2 separate regions of the Homo sapiens genome follow, and region 1 is linked to region 2. A link is a loop called in an ENCODE intact Hi-C map of the cell type or tissue named here. Cell type or tissue: ovary. All regions are shown on one strand.

Region 1 (8,000 bases), 460 kb before region 2:
ATTATAATTGTGATGAAATAAGGAGAAAAAAACAGGTAAATTTAATTCATAACAGATACAGTCATGCCACATGAAAAACAGATAAATACAGCTTGAGCCATATGTTTTACAACAGTTCAAATAGAGAAAAGTAATAGGACAATAAAGTCATCACATGGCAAAATGGGCATTTAAATCTCTAAGCTGCACTGAAGTCAGAACCATGTTCAGGTTGCAAGTGATAAGAACTTCTGCCACATTGAATTGATGTTCTTAATCTGACCTCATCCAATTTCATGACTCTAAGTACCATCTATAGGGTGTGTCGCCAAACATTGTATCACCGCCCTAGTTTTCTCCTCTGATCTCCTCTTTGGTATATGTGCAACAGGCATCTCAAAGTAAACATTTCCAAATAATAACTCTTGTTCTCTCTACCTTCACTCATCCAGCCTGCCCTTCCCACAGACTTCTCCATCTCAGTAAATGACTTCAGCTATTAAATTTCTCAGCTACCCAGTTACCCTTCAGTGCTCTCTTTTATACCCCTCATTCAATCCATCAGCAAATCTTCTATCTTCAAAATGTACCCAGAACTGGACCATATCTCACCACTTCCATTTTACCATGCTGGTCCAAGTCATTGTTACTCCTTGCCTCCTAATATGTCTCTCTGCTCATCCCTTGCCACAACTATAGTTTATTATTCATGCAATCTTCAGAGTGATCAATGTAAATATGCATTGCCACATCTCCCCTCTATTCAAAAGTCTCCAATAGTTTCCAGTCTGATTCAGATATATTTGTCTCTGTATGTCTGTGTGTTTGCCCCTGTCTCTGTGACTCTGTACATATGTCTCTGTATTTGTGTGTCTCTATTCTCTGTATATGTCTGTGTGTGTGTGTGTGTCTCTGTCTGTGTCTGTGTCTATGACTGTACATATGTATCTGTGTGTGTCTGTCTCTATTCTCTGCATTTGTCTCTGTGTGTGTCTCTGTTTATGTATCTGTGTGTCTTTATGTGACTCTGCATGTATGTGTGTGTCTCTATGTGTATGTCTCTATGTGTATCTCTGTGTATCCCTGTGTCTGTGTATACATACATATATGTATGGGTATATGTATGTACACATGTATACCTATGTATAAAATTGCCCATCTGGCCCTGTGTGCTCTGCCCCCTCCTGTCCACACTCACCTTTCTGGCCTATGCCCTACTCTCCCTCTCAGTCACTCTGCTGCAGTGCGGCAGCCACACGGCCTCCTTGATGTTCCTCAAACATTCCAACAGGCTGTTGCCTCAGTGTTTACTGTTCTCTTTGCCACTTCCTTCATGTGCTTTACATCTCAGGGAGGTCTTCCCTGGCCTTATCTAAAATTTAAATGCCCCTTCCCCCACTCCATATCTCCATTCCAAGCTATATTGCTTGTGTAATCTTGGATTTACCTTTTCCTGTTATGTATGTCTTGTATGTCTCCTCCCGACTGTTCAATGAGGGCACAGATTTCTGTCTGTTTCACTCACCGCTGTATCTGCAGTGCCTCGTATTTCTTCCACAAAGGATCTTCTCAATAAATGGTACTTAATTTTTTAAATGCAGCTTTTCATTACACACTAGCAACTGGAAAGGCATGCAATTCTATTTCCAAAATTCATTAAACAAACGTGGTAAACATTCAGGCCAGAAGGCGGCAGCAAAGCTTCATCAGCCCAGCAACCGGCCATCATGCTGGGTCAGCAATTCAGAGGCGCAACTAATGGAAAATTAGGCAGAACAGCTTTTCACCAGGGAGTCTGAGCTGAAGGAGGTGAGGCCAGAGAACTGAGCTGGTTAGGACTGCACCCTGGCCAAAGAGCAGGGAGACAGATAGGAAGAGAGAGAAAGGCAAGGCTTGTCCAGGAGAATGAGACCCACATTAGGGGCTCACAGAATGAACATTCAGGTTGTCAGGGAACTTAATCAGGTGCCAGAAAATTTGGCATATTATCTCAGCAAACTCAGGTAAACCTTTTGGCGATGTCCACAGGGAGGTTCCCTTTCAGATAACAAGTCTATTTATCACTGTAGCTAGAATCTGGGAGCCAAAATATACCTACCCCTATTAAGACAGGAGAATTATGCCAGTCCCAACAAGTGTGTCACCAAGCCGACAAAAATAAGTAAAGTACAATCCCTAGCCTCTTGAGGATTACAATCCACGGCAGAAAAGATATGAAAGCTAATAATTAGCTTTCCCTGAGGGCCATGTTTCTTTTCACAATTGCAGTGCCACATCTCATACTTTGTTAAAGAAAAATAAAGATGGCAAGTGCTTAGGTCTAGGCTGCTGCAGAAGAAAACCAGATGTAGGAGGAACTGTGACTCTGCCTCTCATGCAGGCCTGAATCTGGAGTGTGGTCCTCCTGTGGGGTTGCACTTACTCTGGATTTTTCCAGAAAGACTGTCTATAGGTGCCTGCATGCTGTGTTCCTGTGAGGGAAGCCCCAGCTGTGTCTGTGGTGGAGTGCCAGAGGGGAAAAAGGACCCCTTCTCCAAGCCCTTTCACCATCACGGAGGCTGCCTGCCTGTTGGGGTAGAGATGTAGACTTTCCCTACTACACCCGGCACTGCAATTGTGTCTCTGCTGTCAGAAACTAACCATTAGTGGAAAGATCTGGAACTTGAGGCCTGATTTTCAGATTCTTTTGTTCCATGGGGTGATCCTTGACGTGCTGCTCTTCCCCTTCCCCTAGGGATGGGGCTTCCTGAGAGCCGGACTGCTGTGCTCGTTATTGCTCTTCTGGGTCTAACCACTCAGTAGGGCCACCAGACTCCAGGCTGGTGCTAAGGAATGGCTGCAAAAAGCCTGTGATGTGGTCCGTCTTTAGGTCTCCCAGCTGTGAATACCAGCACCTTCTCTGGTGGAGGTGGCAGGAGAGTGAAGAAGATTCTGTGAGAGTCTTTGGTTGCAGATAGGCTTAGTGTGCTGGCTTTCTTGAATGCTGATTGTGCTGGTGGTGATGTTGTCATGTGGACAGACTCAGGGCCTCTGGTTATCCAGAATACTGCAGGTGGTGGTATTAACTGTTGTTTTCTCCTTCCTGGGAGCAGGGTAATTCTGTCATGAGTTGCTGTAAAGGCCTGAGTTGGTTGGACTTCAGCCAGGAGGTGGTGCTTTCATGACAGCACCAGCTGTGATATTAGCAGTGGGATATAAGCCTCCCCTAAGTTGGCCAGGGGAGGTATTCTGGTTACTCAGGCAATGGATGGGATCATAAAGCTCCCATGAGTGTATGTCTTTTGTGTTCACCTACCAGGATGGGTAGAGAAATACCATCAGATGGGGACAGGGTTAGGAGGGTCTGAGCTCAGACTCTCCTTTGGTGGGCTTGCCATGCCACTGTGGGGATTGGGAGGGTGGTTCTCAGGCCAATGAGGTTATGTTCCAGAGAGGACTATGGCTGCCTCTGCTTAGCAGTATTGTTCACCAGGTAAGTGGGGAATAGCTAGTAGCAAAAGGTCGCACCCACCTCCCACGCAGTTGGCAAGGCTGGTCTCGCTCTCACAGTGTCCTACTGAGAGGTGACAGCGTGCTGGCAGCCCTCGCAGCCCTCTCTCACTCTCGGTGCCTCCTCAGCCTTGGCGCCCATTCTGGCCACACTTGAGGAGCCCTTCAGCCCGCCGCTGCACCGTGGGAGCCCTTCTCTGGGCTGGCCGAGGCGGGAGCCAGCTCCCTCGGCTTTCGGGGAGGTGTGGAGGGAGAGGCACGGGTGGGAACCGGGACTGTGCATGGTGCCTGTGGGCCAGCTAGAGTTCCGGGTGGGCGTGGGCTTGGCGGCCCTGCACTTGGAGCAGCTGGCCAGCCCTGCCGGCCCCAGGCAGTGAGGGGCTTAGCACCCAGGCCAGTAGCTGCGGAGGGTGCGCCAGGTCCCCCAGCAGTGCTGGCCCACCGGCACTGTGCTCGATTTCTCACCGGGCCTTAGCTGCCTCCCTACGGGGCAGGGCTCGGGACCTGCAGCCGGCCCCCACCGCCCCTCTGCCGTGGGCTCCTGTGTGGCCTGAGCCTCCCTGATGAGTGCTGCCCCCTGCTCCATGGCGCCTGGTCCCATCAACCGCCCAAGGGCTGAGGAGTGTGGGCGCATCATGGGACTGGTGGGCAGCTCCACCTGCAGCCCTGGTGCGAGATCCACTGGGTGAGGCCAGCTGGGCTCCTGAGTCTAGTGGGGACTTGGAGAACCTTTGTGCCTAGCTAAGGGATTGTGAGTGCACCAATCAGCACTCTGTGTCTAGCTCAAGGTTTGTGAACACACCAATCAGCACCCTGTGACTAGCTCAGGGTTTGTGGATGCACCAATCGGCACTCTGTATGTAGCTAATCTGGTGGGGACTTGGAGAATCTTTATGTCTAGCTAAGGGATTGTGAATACACCAATCAGCACTCTGTATCTAGCTCAGGGTTTGTAAATACACCAATCGACACTCTGTATCTAGCTAATCTAGTGGGGACGTGGAGAACTTTTGTGTCTAGCTCAGGGATTGTAAACACACCAATCAGCACCCTGTCAAAACGGACCAATCATCTCTCTGTAAAACAGACCAATTGGCTCTCTGTAAAATGGACCAATCAGCAGGATGTGGGTAGGGCCAGATAAGAGAATAAAAGCAGGCTGCCTGAGCCAGCAGTGGCAACCTGCTTGGGTCCCCTTCCACACTGTGGAAGCTTTGTTTTTTCACTCTTTGCAATGAATCTTGCTGCTGCTCACTCTTTGGGTCCACACTGCCTTTATGAGCTGTAACACTCACCGCAAAGGTCTTCAGCTTCACTCCTGAAGCTAGCGAGACCACAAACCCACCAGAAGGAAGAAACTCCGAACACATCCATACATCAGAAGGAACAAACTCCGGACACGCTGCCTTTAGGAACTGTAACACTCACCGTGAGGTCCTGCGGCTTCATTCTTGAAATCAGTGAGACAAAGAACCCACCAATTCTGGACACACTACTAACAGTGCCAAGTTTAGATCCAGGCAGCTTGCTCTCCTGAAACTCAGACGTTGCCTCAGGCCATAAACTACCCCACTTAGCAAGCAAGCACTGCTTTCAGGCCTTGCCCCTCCCCATCTGCCAACAAAGTTGGCTGTGACTCCAGCTCTTGTATTTGCAGCAGTTCCCATTCACCCCCATATCCTGTCAAAAAAGTTAGTGCCCAGTTAAAATTATTGCAAAATTCAGTTGGAAACTTCTTACACCCTGTGACCCTTCCCTAATTCTGCTGAGTGCCTTCCCTGAGGGCTTCTGTGAAATACAATCAGAAATGGCTTCCCTGCGCACAAGGTGAAGAATGGGAGTGCCTACAAGGCTCTTCCCACTGTTGCATTTACTTTTATATTTTGCACAGCTCCCTAAATCCATTCCAGCTCTAGATAAGGTTAAATCCTTCTCTGGTGATCTGTATTTTCAGATTCCTCAGCGGGAATACGTGTTTGAAGGCAGGTTTTCCCCCTTTCAGACTATGGAAACTCATAGTTGTTCATCTGTCTCATGCAATCTGCAGTGACTTGTGCTTCTTTCAAAGATCTGTGAATTCTTTAGGTTTTCCTGGTATGGTCCTGCAGTGGTTCTTGGAGCAAAAGTCCACAGTATGAATCTTCACATGCCATACTGTCCATCCAAGTAGGAGGTACATGTTAGCACTATCTCCTATCCAGTATCTTCTGCCTGTGAAAGGAAATTAAATTTTGACACCCCAAACTCATTTAGCCAAAGGGAAAAGTCAAGCTGGGAACTGGGTCATGCAAACCTGTCTCCACCTTTTGATTCCTAAATAAAATGGCTACAAGATGAAAAGCTACCCACTTTTCCCATGTTTTGCCAGCAAGGAAATTCCTGGTGAGCTGTTACAACTTCACCATGGCAATGCTAATTGATAGCTTATCTTGACAGGTGCAGTCACCCAGCCTGCCAGACACAAATGCGTATCAGATTGTCCCCCTACCCCATTTTGTCTGTATTATCTTATGTTAAGATGCAGATTCCCCACATTTTTCCTTTGCCCCTTTTGTTTAAGTGAAAACTGTGTGCTTCTCAATATCCCGCCCTTTCCCCTTTAAATTTGGAGCCCTCAAAATCATCTTCAGAGAAAGGCATAGACCTATCTCCTGTGAGCATCCTTAACTTTGGTGAATAAATCTCCAAAAATGATTGAGACTTTTCCCATCATTTGCTTCGACTGACACCCTCATCATGACTTTTCTACTGCAGGAACATCCAAATATGCAGGGATTACTTTTTCAATGTTTCTGTGGCCTTATTGCATCCCTGCCAAATCTGAGCCCCACGGACTGCCATTTCAGCTCTTCTTTCATGACACCTTTATTCCTTTTGCTTTTTGTCCTGTGACCATGCTCACTGTTCCAGTCCTGAACTTCATGTAAATCACATCAATTTACTGTTTTTGTTCCTCCTCTTGGGCTGCTGATCATTTTGAAGAAAATCTCAAAACCTACATACCCATTTCTGCCATCATTCAAGCCTCAGCTGGCTCCCTCTGACATTTTATAATCTTTTATTTTGTACTCAATTAACTACACATTCACCACTTATACTGAACATTTTTTATTTTTGCCTGTCAAATGTCCATTTCCATTTGTTTTGATAACAGCACCCCAATATTCATTTGGGTAACTATGCCTATCTCACTTTCAACCTTTGTGGACTGAGTAGGGGACTGATTCCCTTCTACACATACATACAGTTTTATGGGTGAGAAAATGATATGCAAAGGACCAACTTGCTAGTTCCTTCTCTCTGTGGGAATGAGCATGTGGTACAAGTCTCTACTGGAAGCTCAGTTCCAGAACTTTGCTGGAATTAAAGAGATATTACTTTTTGCATTGTGGTTGCTAAACTGGATGAATTTAAGCCTGGAGCTACTAGTGGCCAATCTTGCCACTACATAAACTGATTCTGCCTAAAAAGGAAGCCAGCACAGAGAAATAGAGGGAAAATGGTGAAAATAAATTGATGATGGCATCATATTTTGTTGTTAAAAACAAATAGTTCCTCTTCAAAGGGTTTCAATTCCTGGTTCTTTGTTCTATTCTAAAAGGTAATCGTACCCATTCATCTATCAGCCCTCCCTATCTCTGCTATGCCCAAACACCCCATGATGTACCATACCTGTCCTTCCCATCAAATGCCCACCCTTGCCTCCTTTGATGATGTCAACAGTAGCTTAGTTTACCCTAGATTGAAATTAGCCTAGATTGTGTGGTCCGACCCCAGCCCACAAGGGGAGGACACAGGAACAGGGTCTGCATTACAGATAAAAATCTCCTACTCTCCTTTGTTTTGCATGCTCTCCCTTGCCTCTGCCTTGCATGCAAGAGGCGCCCTTCTATAGAAGTAAATTGCCTTGCTGAGAAAACTTTTGCCTGAGTGCTAGTTTCACTTTGTGGCACCAAATATTTGTTTCTAACAATTTGGGGGCCTGCCCAGGATTCCCATTTTCCTCTGAGGAAGGGGTCTCTGGTCATCTCCCAGGGGGAGATGCGTCCCACTGCCTCACTGCAGTGGTCTCAGGGGCTAAAGATCCAGCCATCACCCACTGTGATGAATAAACCCAGACTCTCAGCAATGTGGGAAGGAAAGGCTTGCCTACAAATACCACAGTGACCAGGTAACTTCGTGCACAGACCAAGGTAAGAAAAGCCGCAGAGGGGGCAGCAAAGTATTTCCTTGGTTGTTGGGATATCTTGGAGGCTGAAAGTGTGTGTGAATGATCACTGCTTGTGGTGCTGCTTGTGTGAATGGTGATAAGTACTACTGCTGTGTGGGGTGAGTGGGTTCTATCTGCGGTTCCGTGGTCACCTCATATGGCTTAGGGCAGATCCTGCCATGGGGCTTATACCAGCACACCAATACTAAGAGGGACCTAATTTCCCACAAGGGAAGTGGCCAGATAGGACGAAGCGAATGGAAAGGAGTGCAAGAAACCTCCAGTAAAGGGGGTGAGCCTCTAGAGAAAAGGGAAGGCAAGA
Region 2 (8,000 bases):
AACGCTTCCTCTATGCTAGACAGTAAGCTACTCACCATAGCTAAATGTTTTTCATAGATTATTTCATGTAATCCTCACCTGGGCTAAGTTTTATTAAACTCTATTTTACAGACAGCTTAGCAAGCTTCAGTTACATGTTCAAAGTCACAGAACTGGCAAATAGCAGAGGCAGGTTTAGAAAAGAAGCCAACCTTACTCATAAGCATGGGTTCTTTCAAATAAGGTATATACGTTTCCCAACTGAAAGATTGCCTCTAAGCAGTTTCAATTCAATTTTAAGCAGTGGTTCTCAGCCTTGAACTCTTTTGCCTCCCACCCCAGGGAACATTTGGTCATAGCTGGGGATATACTTGGTTGCCACAAATTGTCATACAGTGCTACTGGCATCTGATGAATTGAGGGATGCTACTAAACATTCCACAGTGCTCAGGACAGTACCCCACAACCAAGAATCATCTGGTCCAAAATGCCAACAGTGCTGAGGTTGAGAAATCCTGATTAGGAGGATGGTGGATTTTTAAAGCCACTTCCTAAAAAGCAGGTTGTTGTGTCTATACCTCACTTATGTGCACATTATGTCCCATCACAGATGACAGCAGCCTTCTGAATCTAACTCCCTACCCCCTGGTGAGAAGACGGAAGAGAAGGTTCTTTGGGCTGTGTTGTCTCATCTCAAGCTAGGTGGCTCCTCCTGGAAACCCACTGAGAACATCTGAAAAAAAATCACAAAACCCGAGGACCTCCAGACAGCTGAACCACACAGTTATTGGTTTTTGACTATGTTTTCTATGCTTCCTTATTACTTTTATCTGCCTCCCCCTGCCCTTTTAAATGATTTTACACTTGAAAGCAGCTGCCGTCAAGAAAAAAAAGAACAGATTCAAAAACCAGGCTGTTTTTAAAAGGGAATTTTAAAGCTGACATTGTGCATGTCTGCTCCAAACCACGCCATGACAGATGCAAGAATTATGATTTTTAAATTATTTAAAGGTTTTTTAAATGTATTATACAGAGGAAAAATATTTCACATATAATAGTATATCTATAGCTCTTGCTGATCTCATGTTAAAATTTATCGTATATGAAAGAAGTCTTTAAACATAGAAATCTATTTAAAACTGAAAAACTGTGTTCAAAAATCCAATCTATCAATATCATTAGAAATAATATTATAAGCAAACATATACCACCTCACCTATTGCTTTCTCTGCACTCATTTACATTTAGTCTTCCATTCTGTCAGAATCTAAGAGCTTCAACATAAAAGTATCTTAATTTATAAAGCAACAAAAACCACATATGAAAAGTACTAAAATTTTGTAAATACACAATAATCCTAATACCTTCGTACAAATGCATATGGGCAACTAATTTCTTTTTGATCCAATGATGTCTTTTTCAGCTTCTTGGAGAATGAAGTAATCCAGTTAGGAAATGGTGTAGTAACATATACAATTGCCCTCAAATGTAAAATCAAATATTATTACATTTTGTTCTAATTGAAATCTGAAGCATGGTGTCTGCACATCAGCATAGTGTTAAATCTTATAGGGCATGCTGGAATTAGCTCAGATTATAAAAATATTTAACATTTTACATTGTTAATAAAGTTTTTTAGTTAAGCTAAGCTTGTCTCATTTTAGATGACTATGCAGATAAGATTTTTCCAACGTGTACTTGGTGTCTTGTCTTATGCTTAGACTCTTGAAAGCAGGACACATTAAGCAATACTATATTTTAGAAAGGAGGAAGCCACATGCTTTGTTTTTCTGCTCACAGCTTTGTTGTGATCTTCCTTCACTAAACTTGTAACATGGTACAAATTTTGTTATACCGTCTCCTGTTCTTCCTTTGGCCCATTTCCCAGACAGAATTTCCCATGGGTTGAGAGATCAAGTCTTTGCACTTTTTTTCTTGTTTTCCATAGTCTGAAAAACCTTCAAGTCAGACAGGAGGCACCAGTGTCCAGTACAATAGAAGGATGAGCTAGATGCCGATAAGTGGTTTATCCAAGACACATCTTTAGTCCCAACCCTGTTCTTTACCAATACTTATGTGCACAGGCATTTATATGTATACCAATATTTTTACCTAAAAACTAAATATATTAAGGCCTTTTGCTTTAGTGAAGATGAACTACTGTAATAATTATTGTATTAGGTTGAATTATATGAAATTTCCTATATGTGACTGTTTTGACCTACAAAATGGCAATTTCTTATAGTTCACCCTAATATCCAATGTGGAAATTATACTTGGAATTGTCTTCTAGCTCTTTTGATTGAAAGTGAAAGAATTAAAGGGTTGGAAGAGAACGTTATACAGGTCTCTATTTAGATCATACCAGCTGGTTTTTGGCCTTATTCTTTGAATCTAGAGTTGTGTTCCAAGGAACCAGTAATTAATGCATGGTTATAGGTATACCTGGCTTCAAAAAAAAGAAGTAGCCGTGGAAAGCTATATGAGAAAATCACAATTTTCTGAATCAAATATTTGTAAAACAATTTGGCTATTTAAAGACTCTTAGGGTAAATACTCCCTGGAAAAGCAAGCAATCCAGACTTATCTGGTCTGCAAACCTTGATTTCAGCTTAATATCCTTTCCTGAATCTAATTCATTTTCACCCACTAAGGTCATTTCATTTAAGATCCATTGTTTTTGAAATTTTGAAGTAGCCCAGTTTGGCAGCTCTCAGCACCTGCCTCTGCCCTCTCCTATACTTCAACTATATTGAACTCTAGCTTCAATCTAGTTCCTACTAATCCATGCAAAAGTTATTAACTGATAAGCCCAATCTTGTTCAGCACGTTCTTCTAAATGCCTGACCTAAATAACTTCTGCTTGGTTAACTTGTGTTCATTCTCACCTTAGCCTCAGTGTGAAAGTAACACTTACCTTCTGTGCAATTGTCCTTTGTACAACTGAAGACTGTTAATAAATTCAGGTCTCACCTCCATGTCTGAAAAGGCTATAGTAGCTATTCATGGAGATGGGAATTTGTCTAATTACCTAGCCAGAGTTTGCATATTTAAGGTAATATATTCAGCTACCGTATCTTTTATTCATAGTGCCTGTTTTCCAGCCTTTGATCAGTTTTGTAGTTCCCGTGGATAAACTCCAAGATCTAAAGATCCTCTTTCAGTAGCATATACTAAAATTAAGTTTAGTGCTCAAAACCCTGGTAACCTACACTGGCCCAAGGTTACAGTAGGTAATTCACCGTCTCACATTAGACAGGCCAATGCATCCCTTAGGAGCTGCCCCACTCTCCTCTCACCTACCAAAGGATTTTCTCAGGTGTGGTTCCAAGCGATAAAGTTCTACTGTCTCGGCTTCCTGCTGGTAATTCGCTTTCAGATTAGCAATAACACTGAGCTGATCTCTAGGGTTAAGAAGAGAACATTGAACTCATTTTGTCGCATGTACCCACAGGCTTGAAACAGAAAATGATGTAAACTTTTGTGGCATACATTCACCCATTTTCCCACCATATCTTTACTATCCTGTGTTGATTTTTTTTTCAAATTACAAAGACAATACATGTTCTTTGTGGGAAATCTGAAAAATACTACCAAATAGAAAATAAAAATCACCTGAATTCCACCACGACCACATTGTTTAAAACCACATTTCTGGGTTTTAAATCAGTCAGTGGCTGGGCCCAAAGGCACTTTTGGGTAAGATAAGTGAAGAAATGCCCACAAGGCCAAGGTGTCACTTAAAAAAACAAACAAAAAAAACAAGCCAGAAAAAAAAAATTCTGTCCGCTAATGTTTTGCACGCATCTAGGAGCAGACTCACTGCAAACCTCTGGTTATGCCATTATTCAGGGGTATAAAGAAAGCTTTAGAAGTAGCATAGTCCTGATGCCTCCTCTAATGAGTTAAAGCTCTTGGGGGAAATTCTAAAATTGCCAGACCATTTTGTTTCTCTGTGCTCCTACGAAACCAGTCGGGATACTGAGTGTTTGGCAATACTGCCACCTACTGAAAGCTGAGCTTCAGAGTGAGGTGAAATAAAGACAGAATGTAAAAGCATCTACTTTGTTTTAAACAGCAAACAAATGGACCAGATTAACAATGATCCCATCTGGAATTTAAAACTCTGAAAGTGTCAACATTGAAAGGATTAAGCATATCATCCGGTCAAACTTCCCACCCTACCCACATACCCAGGCAACGTCTATCATTTCTTTGTCTTAGGAATGTCACCAAATACAAAATGCTCAACTTTCAGGTAACCATAGGTAGGATGAGAAAAAGCTGTGATACTATTGGCCTCAGGATAAATTATTAGAATTAAATATATAGACCATAATAGACCTAAGAATATAAAAGAATTGGGTATATTATAAAAATGACATTTCAGATCTATCAGAAAAGTTTGGATTATTAATTTATATTGGGATAGCTGGTTAGCTATTTCTTGAGAGAAATATTAGACCTATACCTCATAATTTTTATCAGAATAAATTCCAGATGAAATAAAGATTTACATATTCAAGCACATAAATAAACATACAACAAGACTAGCAGGCAATGTGAATGGATATTTATATAATTTTAGTGTGAAAGAAGCCTTTCTTTGAGTGACACCAAAGGAAAAAAACAGAAAGAAAGGATGGATGGAATTTGACTGATTAAAAATGCTAAACTCCTATATAGTAAAAAATAACAAACCAAATTGAGAAAACAATATATGCTACAAAAAGTATAGATCTCAAATACATATTAAGAGCTTAAACATCACTACTTTTGGGACATTTCCATGATCTACAATCCCCTTCTCAACCAAGTGTTTCCATTTCATTCTTTCCTTATTGAACGTTTTCATTATTGCTTGTTTAATTGCCTGTTTATCCCTATTAAATTGGAAGTATAAGAAGGCAGCAACCATGTCTATTTTGCTTATTGTTGTATCCATAACACCTAACACAGTGCTACACAAAGCAAATGCTGAAAACATACTTATTGAATGAGTGAATAATGAATGAATAAATGACATTTTATAATTCAAGGAGAATCAAACTTTCCAACAGAAAATTGGACCAAGAACACAAACTGGCAATGCACAATAAACTAAAATAACCTACTAATAATAAATATGAAAAAGTGTTTTAATATACTAGTAATAAAAAATGCAAGTTAATATGATATATTCCTTTTTATATGTCAGAAAGGCAAACGGTATAAAGAATTAAAATTCCCAGGGACAAAAAGGAAGTACAGAAATAAACCTCTTACAGAGTCAACAGGAATGTAAATTGATTCCACCTTTCTGAAAAAATATTTTGGTAATATAGTTTTCCTGCATGCCTAGTAATTCCACTTTAGGGAAATTCTCCTTTAAATGGGTCAGAAAATAAAATGAGCTAAGATGTATTTATTCATTATTCAAAAAGTATATGCAAGAAAGGATGTTTATAGCAGCATTATTTGGATAAGCAGAAAAATGTAAATAAGCCTACTTTATAGGGTTGGTTAAATATGGTACATCCTTTCAATGGAATACTGTGTACCAGTTAAGAATAAGCACCATATGTGTATTTATTGAAATGTACAAGCTATATTGTTAGATGAAAAAGGAAGTTATAGAGGAATATTTATAGTACGATCCCTTTTTAAAAATATATGTATGCATGTGTGCATTAAAGAGTCTGAAAGGATACTTGCCAAAGTGTAAAAGCATTTATCTCTGGGAGGTGAGATTTGGAGCAATTATATTTTCTTTTTGCATATCTGTAACTTCTAATTTTCCACAATGAGCATGTAGTGTCTGTAAAATTTTTCAGGGAATAAACAATGATGTTCACAATATATATTAAATGAAAAACACATGTTATAAAACAGTATGTATAGTATGACACAATATTTGTAAAAAAGAAAATTATATATAAATATATCTATGTATGTATATATATGCATAAGAAAGCTAGAAGGACATACACTAAAATGTTAATAGTAGTTATGGGTAGTGGGATTATGGGTGATTATTTTTTCTTTTTGCTTTTCTGTGTTTTCTAATTTTTCTACAATGAACATGTATTACTTGTGTAATAAAAACTAATAATAAAAGTTTTAAAAAATGAATATGTGAGAGGGACATTTTTGACTCACTACTTGTCTTCATCCTCTTCCCCACCCTATTCCCATCCCCTCCTTGGCTTATTCTTTGTCAAAATATGGGCAGTGGGGATATGGAGAGGAAACAACAGGGCGCCAGAGCTTTTGAGAATAGAAGAGACAGAGAGACACAAAGATGGGTGAGAAGGAAAGAGAGAGAAAGGAAGGAAGGGCCTGGAAAAGAAGGTAAGAGAGAAACAAAACCTGGTAAGTGAAGTCACTAGAGGAAGGAGTAAAACAGATTTAGAAACTTTTTCACTAACAAGAGCAATGTCTTTAAATTTAGCTCAGGGTTTCTGATAGCTACAGCAAGAAAAAGAAATACATTAAGTTAAATAATTTTGTTTTCTAATAAAAGGATACACACACACACACACACACACACACGCACACACATACCCCTACATTCCTGGAGAGATATCTAGAAATGAAATTCTGACAGGAATGTATCCCAAGAAGGTTTTCAAGGGGCAAACTGTTGTGGTCCAGCTGGATGCCAAGGGCTGTACAGTACAGCTTGGAGTTCATAGACTTTCATGTGAATCTCAGATGTGCTGCAACCAAGTACATGCCTATGGCTAGCAGTTCCAGTATCCATTCTCTCCTTTTCTTCTTTAGTAATAGAGAACCCAAAGACACCACTAGTCACCTAAAGTAAGACTCCCATTTCCCAGGCTCCTCTGCATGTGAGTGTGGCTGTATAACTGAATTTGGCCAGAAGTGTATGAGTAGAAGTGCACAATTTCCAGGTAACATTCATTAAATAAAGGGCATGCATTTTCGTGATCTTCTTTTCTTCCCTGTGCAATGAGAACACGAGCGTGGGAACTGAAGCAACCATGCTGGATCCAGAAATGGACACCAACTGAAGATGGCAGAGGTTCCCTATGTCAACCTAAAATAATCAAAATCTAACTTAAAGAGAGTTTCTTGAAGCCCAAGTGGGAAGATGTACCACCCAGAAACACCACCTCCAAAGGAATAGAGTCAGTGTTCGAAAGTAAGGAAATTAAGATTTCATTTCTATAGGCAGAGACAGAGGAGATTTTAGCAGAATTACCTTATTCATACAAGGTTGGCACACATAGCAATTTGCTTATAGGCAGTGTTTCTTTCTGGGAAGGGTACACTTGACACACTCTTACAGAGGGTGTAATAACCATGGGTTTTCTGTCATCTGGTCTAGGCAAAGCAGGACAACAAAGGAGAAATTAATCTAAGAGTCATTAATTAAGAAGGCAGGAGGTTTTGTTCCTGATGTTTAATTCTCTCTAGCCATTGAACCGAACGAGAAAAATAAGAAAGCAAGTTAATCTATAAAACAAGAACAGAGATTGTAACCATATTTGACTCAGATCACAGTCATATCTCTCTCAAGGCTTAAAGTATTTGGTGTTTAATTCTCTCCAGCCAATGAACTAAACAAGAAAAATAAGAAAGCGAGTTAATCTATAATCTAAGAGCAGAGATGGTAACAATATTTAACTCAGATCACAGTCATATCTCTCTCAAGGCTGAAAGTGTTTGGGGGATTCCAATAGCTCTTAAATTTTATTTATTTTCATATCTAGCAGCCCTGGGCCACCTACCTCCATCCTAATACCCACAAAAATAAATAAATAAAGTAATGTCTACCTTGTTTAAGGCATTATGAGGTGCATCTTTGTACAGAAGAGCCTGTTCACTAAATTAATTTCCATATGCCTCAGTTTCCTCATAGTAAAATGGGGATAATAACACCAACATCATAAGAGGTTCAACCAAATAACTGTCTAATTACTTGCTTAGAACTAAAGCTCTTTTATGGAGAAAAAATCAAACAAACAAAACATTGCACGATACCGTACTGGAGAACATTGGGGAAAGGAAAATCTTTT

Evidence for each region. Peaks named below come from ENCODE experiments on the same cell type or tissue, not always from the same donor. Only the 100,000 strongest peaks of a DNase experiment are listed, where the experiment ranks them.
Region 1: a loop joins it to region 2, with 2.9 times the contacts of the local background. A loop is called at or near these places in 76 of 110 quality-filtered maps.

Annotation. Positions count from the first base shown.
Region 1 is chr5:64,146,363-64,154,362 of GRCh38, forward strand. No RefSeq gene overlaps it. Among named protein-coding and RNA genes, the nearest start is that of RNF180, 15 kb to the right of the region's middle. In ovary, a CTCF peak has its summit at 1,682 (motif pointing right); DNase peaks (open chromatin) are centred at 1,699 and 3,569.
Region 2 is chr5:64,608,572-64,616,571 of GRCh38, forward strand. RGS7BP (regulator of G protein signaling 7 binding protein) reads left to right here. Exons shown (of 6, transcript NM_001029875.3): 6 at 590-3,748. The coding sequence ends at 681. Among named protein-coding and RNA genes, the nearest start is that of SHISAL2B, 78 kb to the right of the region's middle. In ovary, a CTCF peak has its summit at 3,999 (motif pointing left); no DNase peak of the experiment used is centred here.